2 separate regions of the Homo sapiens genome follow, and region 2 is linked to region 1. A link is a loop called in an ENCODE intact Hi-C map of the cell type or tissue named here. Cell type or tissue: CD4-positive, alpha-beta T cell. All regions are shown on one strand.

Region 1 (4,000 bases):
GAGATGAAATAACCCACCAGATCTCAAAGTTAGGATTTCACTAGTATGTGGCAAACGTGTGTGTGTGTGTGTGTGTTTTACAGATGGGCCAACAGCCTGAAATCAGATAAAACACCGTGCTGAAGGTCATAGCAAGCTATTAATACATTAGGGAAAAAAAATAGTAATTCAAAACTAATGAGCTAGTGAGTACCAGGTGTCTCCTGCTTGTATCACTCACTCATTCACTCAAACATGCACCAAGTGCCTACCATATGATAGGCATGGAGTTCCCACCTGCTCGGAAGTTACACCAGGAAATAGTGCTTGCAAGTCTTGAGTCCTCACTTTGCCACTTACCTACCAGTGACAGCTCTAATAAGTCCTTCAACCTCAAAGCCTCAATTTTCTCTTTTATAAAATGAAGATAATACCTGCCCTACCTATCTTAAGAGGACGCTCACAGAGGATCAAATAAGCCAATGTAAAAAGGCCCAGAGCACCTAGGACACAGAGCACACAGATACTTACTTGGACCTCAGTTCTCTGCCAGTGATGTGCAATCGGGTCTCCAACAAGTTTTTCCTATCCTGTTAAAAATAAGACAAAGTAAAACGTACTTGAATTTAACCCATTTTGGAGAGATTACCCTGTGAAATCAGAAAAGCTGACGGCAGAGGATATAAACTGAGTTCACTGTTAAAAACTAAAATGCTGCCTGCCTAGAAGTCTACTGAACATAACCCAGCACAGGCTGACCCTGTGACCTGCACGTCCTCAAGGGGGCGGCAGCGTGGCACCACCAGGCAGGGCTGCTCAGAGGGGCCGTCTCACACAGCTGGACGTCTTTAACATTTCAGAACATTTCCACCATCCCTCAAAGAAACACCATGGCCTGCACCCCATTCCCTCCCCTTTGCCCCCCAGCCCCTGGCAACCACTAATCCATTTTCTGCTGCTACAGATTTGCCTATTCCGGACATTTCATATAAATGGGATAGTGCAGTACGTGGCCTTTTGTGTCTGGCTTCTTCCCTGAGCATCATGTTTTCAGGTGCACCCACGTTGTGGACGCATCAGCACTTCATTCCTTTGCATTGTGAACAGTTTTCCATCGTATGAATAGACCACATTTATCTATCCCTTCATCTGTTGATGGACATTTGGACTATTTCCATCTCTCAGCTACTGAATAGTGTTGCTATGACCATTCATGTATGAGGTTTTACATATTAATATATATGTGGGCGGCAAGCCACCCAGGTGCCAAGGCAAGAGACCGAGGGCACAAATTGTTCCAGTATAATAAAGAAAATATATAGAATAAGAATAGTTACACTAGAAATAGATTATAGATATGATTATATATGAATATCATTATTAGTTTGTAGTATTACTCTTTATTTCAATATTACAATAATCTTTGTTCTACAATTATAACCTAGGAAAAACCAGGCCACACAGAGATAGGAGCTGAAGGGACACAGTGAGAAGTGACCAGAAGACAAGTGTGAGCCCTCTGTTATGCCCGAACAGGGCCACTAGAGGGCTCCCTCGTCTAGCGGTAACTCCAGTGCCCGGAAAGGCCCTCGTTACTTAGCAGACCTTGGTCTAGCGGTAGCGCCAGTGCCTGGGAAGGCACCTGTTACTTAGCAGACTGGGAAAGGGAGCCTCTCCCTGGGGTAGTTAGAGAAGACTCTGCTCCACCACCTCTTGTGGAAGGCCTGACATTAGTCAGGCCCGCCCACAGCCATCCAGAGGCCTAAACGTCTCCCTGTGACGCTGTGCTTCAGTGGTCCCGCTCCTGTTTCACTTTCATGTTCCGCTCTGTACACCTGGCTCCGCCTTCTAGATAGCAGCAGCAGAAAGTGAAAGTATTAACGTCTTTGATCTTTCTGAGAAGAGCATAGAAGAAATAATGACGTAAGCTGTCCTCTCTCTCCGCCTCGTCTACCTACAAGGGAAAGGCCCCCTGTCCGGTGGACACATGACTCCTGTGACCTTATCAATCATTGGAGATGACTCACAGTCCTTACCCTGCCCCTTCTGCCTTGTATCCAATAAATAACAGCACAGCCAGGCATTCGGGGCCACTACCGGTTTCCGCGTCTAGGTGGTAGTGGTCCTCCGGGCCCAACTGTCTTTTCTTCTATCTCTTTGTCTTGTGTGTTTATTTCTACGATCTCTTGTCTCCGCACATGAGGAGAAAAACCACAGACCCAGTAGGGCTGGAGCCTATGCTCTTATTTCTTCTGAGAGTGCTGGCATCGATCAGTCCCAAGAGGCTCTGGGTGCCTTGCCACAGTGACATTTCTAGATGCAAACTACCTGGCCATGGCAATGAGAGGAGGTGACCCCACCCAGATCTCCTCGGCCCTGCTTGAGAGCACTCAGCGGACTGCCCTCTGACCTCTACTGGAACAGGAAAAGGATGAAGCCTTCTGTGCTGTGTCCTCCTGCACAGGCTTCTAGGAAACTTGGGAATCCTTTATTCCCCATTATTTCTCAACGTTCACACGCTAGAAAGGATCAGAATGTGACATACAGCTCTGTGGCATTTTAGAAGCCCAAGAGGGTCTCTAAAAGCCTACCTTGGGAATGTTCCAGTTTAAGAATTTGTAACATTGACTTTCAAGCTGATAAATTGTTCAATATGTAAAGTCACTTAAAAGAATTCTGACTTTGGATTGTAACTTTCCAAACAACAACAATTTATTTGACCTCATCACTAACTGGACATTAGTGCCTACTCAAATTTAGGGAAATTACTCACTTTTTTTAGTCTTGGTGGTAAAAACACCTCGATTGTAGCAATTCCCGTTGTTCTATAATTGTCATTTCCTGTTCCACGCTCAATTGCCTTGCAACGTATTTCTTCTATTACCTTTTCTACTTCATTTTCACAGCATTCTAGTCTGTCAGAGTACTGCTTAGCAAGGTCCTATCAAGAAAAATCAGAAAATGCAATACTGACTTAAAAAAAAAAAGGCAAAATATAGAAAAGGGCATGAAAGACTCTAAGGCCATCAACTCTGATGAGTGGAGGTCGCCCCGTTACACTGCAGTCCACACTGTGGTTTGACATCTTGAGAGGTGTGGAGTTTAGAGAGGCCAGGAAAAAGTGAAAACACTTATTTGAGACTGGGCGCGGTGGCTCATGCCTGTAATCCCAGCACTTTGGGAGGCCGAGGCAGGCGCATCACTTGAGGTGATGAGTTTGGGACCAGCCTGGCCAACATGGTGAAACCCCATAACTACTTAAATACAAAAATTAGCTGGGCATGGTGGCGTGTGCCTGTAGGCCCAGCTACTTGGGGGGCTGAGGCAGGAGAATCGCTTGAACCCAGGAGGCAGAGGCTGCAGTGAGCCAAGATTGTGCCACTGTACTCCACCCTGGGTGACAGAGCAAGACTCCGCCTCAAAAAAAAAAAAAAAAAAAAAAAAGCAAAAAGCAAAAAACAAAAACATTTATTTGATAAATGTTTTCTACCTACAAATAGTAAAATAATAATAATAATAGAGAATCTTCTAAGGAGAAGAAAAGGGTGGGCTATGACTTATGTGACTGTGATCTATTTAAAAAGTATAATGAACTGTTCAACTCCACTGGAAGGGAAAATGAAAAAAAAACCCAGAAAATATTCCAATTTTTCAAACTTGTGAGAACAAATCAAGTTGGACTTAAACAATTCTCTTAATGAAAATCTGTGAATCATGGGTACTAGTTGTAAAACTATTTGTAAGGGAGAGCTTTAGAATTGAGAAAAAAAAGAAGATTGAAAGGGCTCAAGAAAGGATGGGAACCAGTTATTACTGAGAGCAAAGTCATTATGGTTCCTCCCCAAAAAAATCCAGATGAGTATCTCTAATCTAAAAATCTGAAATCGCCAAAATTCAGCATCTGGAGATGCTCAAAGGAAATGCACACTGAAGTATTTTGAATTTTGAATTTTCAGATTAGGATGCCCAACTAGTAGGTATAAAGCAAACATTCCAAAATCCAAACACACTTCCAGTCCCA
Region 2 (4,000 bases), 1.3 Mb before region 1:
TGTGTGGAATTGGACGAGGGGGTTGACCTACACATGTGGTTTGGTATACACATATCCTCATTACAGAGGGTGTAATGAAGATATAGGTGGTTCAGCACCATAGGAAAGGGAAAAAAGAAAAAAAAAAGACGGTAGAGGTGGCCTCCCAAGCATCCACTCCCACTCCTCTTGTTAATGATTCACAATTTGTTGTTATTGTTGTCATTTACTGTTCTCCACACCTTTCCACAAGGCCTGTGTGCTTTGAAAAAATATGTCTCTACTCCGGATAGAAGTGGGGCACACAGGGCCAGGCGCGGTGGCTCACGCCTGTAATCCCAGCACTTTGGGAGGCCGAGGCAGGCAGATCACAAGGTCAGGAGTTCGAGATCAGCCTGGCCAATATGGTGAAACCCCATCTCTACTAAAAATACAAAAATTAGCCTGGCGTGGTGGCACGTGCCTGTAGTCCCAGATACTTGGGAGGCTGAGGCAGAAGAATCACTTGAACCCGGGAGGCAGAGGTTGCAGTGAGCCGAGATGGTACCACTGCACTCCAGCCTGGGCGAGAGTGCAATGAGACTCCGTCTCCAAAAAAAAAAAAAAAAAGAAAAAAAGAAAAGTAAGTGGGGCACACGATTCAGGCCTAAGCTAACCAGACCAACCTCATTCCTGATGGTTGTTAATGTTTCAGATACGGGCCCGCAGCCCTACGTAGAGAAGAGGCCAAGGTAGAAAACATGAATCTGAGGTAAAAAGAAATGAGGTACTTGTTTGCCTCATCAAGCCTCTCAATTAAACTAACCTTGAAGCCTGTCTTACCTTTGGACTTCTAGTGATGTCACCCGGTAAAGCCCATTTGTTTCAGGACGTAAGAGTTGGGTTTTCTGTGACTTGGAACCAAAACCATTCCAATTTACAAAATGAGCAACTTTAATATTACCCATGAGAAATACTTCATTGGTATATGCTCTTTCCTAGCGTTTTTGAAAACTAAACTAGGTGGGTGAAAAGTATATCTTTGCATGAAACTTTTTCATTCCAGAAAACATTTTGTCATCTTGATAATAATGGCCAATGCTACTATATCCAAATTTTTGTCTTTTTTTTTTTTTGAGACAGAGTCTCGCTCTGCCGCTCAGGTGTGATGGCGCGATCTCGGCTCACTGCAACCTCTGCCTCCCTGGTTCAAGCGATTCTCCTGCCTCAGCCTCCCTGAGTAGCTGGGATTACAGGCATGCGCCACCACACCTGGCTAATTTTTGTATTTTTACTGTAGACGGGGTTTCACCATTTTGGCCAGGCTGGTCTCGAACTCCCGACTTCCAGTGATCCTCCTGCCTACCTCAAAAAGCAACTTGATAAATCCACAGGCTCGGTATATTTTAAAAATTCTTTTAAATACAGTATACTTTTCTCTTTTTTTCCAGAATTAACCATGAATCGCACACACAGCCAGAGGCTTTTAACCCGAGAACGGACAAAGGGGCCTGCTTGTGCAATACAATTATTTTTAATGGTTAAACAAATTAATACATAAGACCAGCTTTACCTAATATAATAATAACGAACCAAAGTTTACAACAGACAAGAAAAGCACCAGCTGTCCCCGCCACCCCGGAGCGATCTCCAAGGGGACGCGGGAGAGCGCCGCGGGGGACGCGGAAGTCTGACGTCACAGGAACTGGGGGCGGGGCGGGGAGGCCCGCACACCCTATTGCGCATGCTCCCGCCTCCCCGGCCGCGGCCTGGCGCAGTGCGCACGCGCGCGGGTGGGCGGGTTTGACTGGCCGTAGAGTCTGCGCAGTTGGTGAATGGCGTTGGTGGCGGGAAAGTTGAGTCTCTCCTGCGCCGAGCCTTCGGGGCGATGTGTAGTGCCTTCCATAGGGCTGAGTCTGGGACCGAGGTGAGAGCCGCCGGGTTGGGAGTGAGGGAGATGGGAACAAGGCCGCCGGTGGGCGAGGGGAGCCGAGGGAACCCGGGGGATTGGGAGGCTTGGGGCGGCGCGGCCTGGCCGGGCTGGGACCGGCCTCTCGGCCTAGACGCCCGCGATGCTGGCACCCTCTGCCACCTCTCACCTGGGCCCCAGGGGTCCGCCCCTGGGCAGCCTGGAGTCCTCCGAGGTGGGAGGACCGGGCGGAGGTGGAGGAAGTCTTTCTTTGGAAGACTTGCTGCCTGCCCAGATCGATATAACATACGAGGTCTCTCCTCCCAAGAGTTATGGTCTAAAAACCCCTCACAAATTAACTACCGTTGGAAATGTCAAGCTATGCAAGAAAAGCTAGAAAAGGGGAGGGGTCGCCCGTTGGAGCATTTGGAGCTTTTCTGGAACAGGTGGTGTTTGCGGAGGTTGCCTCACCTCCCTGTAGCCCACGTGTCTCTGCTTAGGGCAGCTGGCCCTCGCCACCCCCTAGTATTCGTTTCCAGCCCAGGTAGCTCCAGAGCCACACAAGCCGGTGGATGCCCCTCAAGAATTGAACCAAGTGTCCAGCACTTACTGTGTGTCAACTACGTGTTAAGGGATAGGAGTAAGCAACAAAAGACATAACTTCTGCCATTAAAGAACTAGTAAGGGAGGCTGCTGTAAGAATTACAGTATTGCACAAAAGTTTGTTGTCCATTAGAGGGGCGGGCATCATGGAAGATGCAGGAGGAGATGACTGAAGTTTCAAGGACCATTTGAAATGGTTTGGCAAGGAGAGGATGACATTCAGAGCGGAGACAGTCGGGAGTACATGGATTCTGAATTAAGCAAGAGCATGGCTAATTTAGATAACTGCAAGTATTTCTGTAAAATTGGAACAAAGGGAGTGAGGGACAATAGGTTGGGAAGTAAGCGCTGAGCAGTGGGCAGGGTATGAAGGATCTTTTATGCAGATGAGAGAGGAAGCAATCTCAAAAGAGTCAGCAAACATTTTTGTGGAGGGCCATGTGGTAAATATTTAGGCTTTGCAGGCCATGCCGTTTCTGTCACAGCCACTCAACTCTGCTGTTCTAATGGGAAGGCAGTCATAGATAAATAAAGGCACATGGCAGCGTTCCAATAAAGCTTTGTTTTTTGGATTTAGCCTGCTGGCCATAGTTTGATAATCCCTGTTCCTAAAGAGTAGAACCACTGCTTAGTATAAGAACGGCTACAGTTATAAACCATAGATATATATATATTTAAAAATATATTTATATATAATATATATTTAAAAATATATTTATATATAATATATATTTAAAAATATATTATATAAATATATATTTAAAAATATATTTATAATATAGATTATATAGAAAGTATATAATACATATAAACATATTTTTTATATATAAATATATATTTTTTTGAGATGAACTCTCGCTCTGTTGCCCAGGCTGGAGTGCAATGGTGCCATCTCAGCTCACTGCAACTTCCGCCTCCCGGGTTCAAGCGATTGTCCTGCCTCAGCCTCCCAAGTAGCTGGGATTACAGGCACACGCCACCACACCCAGCTAACTTTTGTATTTTTAGTAGAGACAGGGTTTCGCCGTGTTGGCGAGGCTAGTTTCGAACTCCTGACCTCAGGTGATCCGCCTCAGCCTCCCAGAGTGCTGGGATTACAGGTGTGAGCCACTGCGCCCGGCCAAAACCTTATATTTAAATGATTATTTGAAACCCAGGTTAAGGTCCGATGATTTTTGCAATCAGAACAAGCCTTGTATCCAAAAAATGAGAGTCTAGCACAGTTAAGTCATGGAACAAAGAATTTAACATCATATCCTTTGCCTGCCTTGTCTGTGTGGCAATCCTAAGCCTAGCTCATACTACTCTGGAGTGGAGTGGGGTGGAATGGTGAATAGGAAGCTAGGCAATTGGCGCTGCTCTATTTTCCTTTTTATTAACAAAACCAGTTAAGCCAGTCTCTTTCCCTTTAAGTGTCTTGGGAACTATGTGGCCACTGCCAAATTTGTTTGAACTCTAGCTTCTTTGCACATTCATCTACTTTGAATTTACTTGGAGGGATTGTGTTGAGGAATATATCTGAAGCCATAA

The links. Peaks named below come from ENCODE experiments on the same cell type or tissue, not always from the same donor. Only the 100,000 strongest peaks of a DNase experiment are listed, where the experiment ranks them.
Region 2: it touches region 1 in a loop (5-fold over the local background); 2 of 110 quality-filtered maps call a loop at or near these places.

The regions. Positions count from the first base shown.
Region 1 is chr7:151,347,993-151,351,992 of GRCh38, reverse strand. It overlaps NUB1 (negative regulator of ubiquitin like proteins 1), which reads right to left. Exons shown (of 15, transcript NM_001243351.2): 3 at 2,753-2,920; 4 at 511-569. Among named protein-coding and RNA genes, the nearest start is that of NUB1, 8.2 kb to the right of the region's middle. RefSeq lists an enhancer at 1,432-2,311. In CD4-positive, alpha-beta T cell, CTCF peaks have their summits at 1,315 and 1,514 (motif pointing right); DNase peaks (open chromatin) are centred at 762 and 1,862; H3K4me3 peaks cover 1,998 bases; H3K27ac peaks cover 3,021 bases.
Region 2 is chr7:152,673,926-152,677,925 of GRCh38, reverse strand. It overlaps XRCC2 (X-ray repair cross complementing 2), which reads left to right and starts at 1,785. Exons shown (of 3, transcript NM_005431.2): 1 at 1,785-1,885. The coding sequence starts at 1,847. RefSeq lists silencers at 1,539-2,008, 2,309-2,398 and an enhancer at 1,464-2,308. In CD4-positive, alpha-beta T cell, no CTCF peak of the experiment used is centred here; a DNase peak (open chromatin) is centred at 1,735; H3K4me3 peaks cover 1,455 bases; H3K27ac peaks cover 447 bases.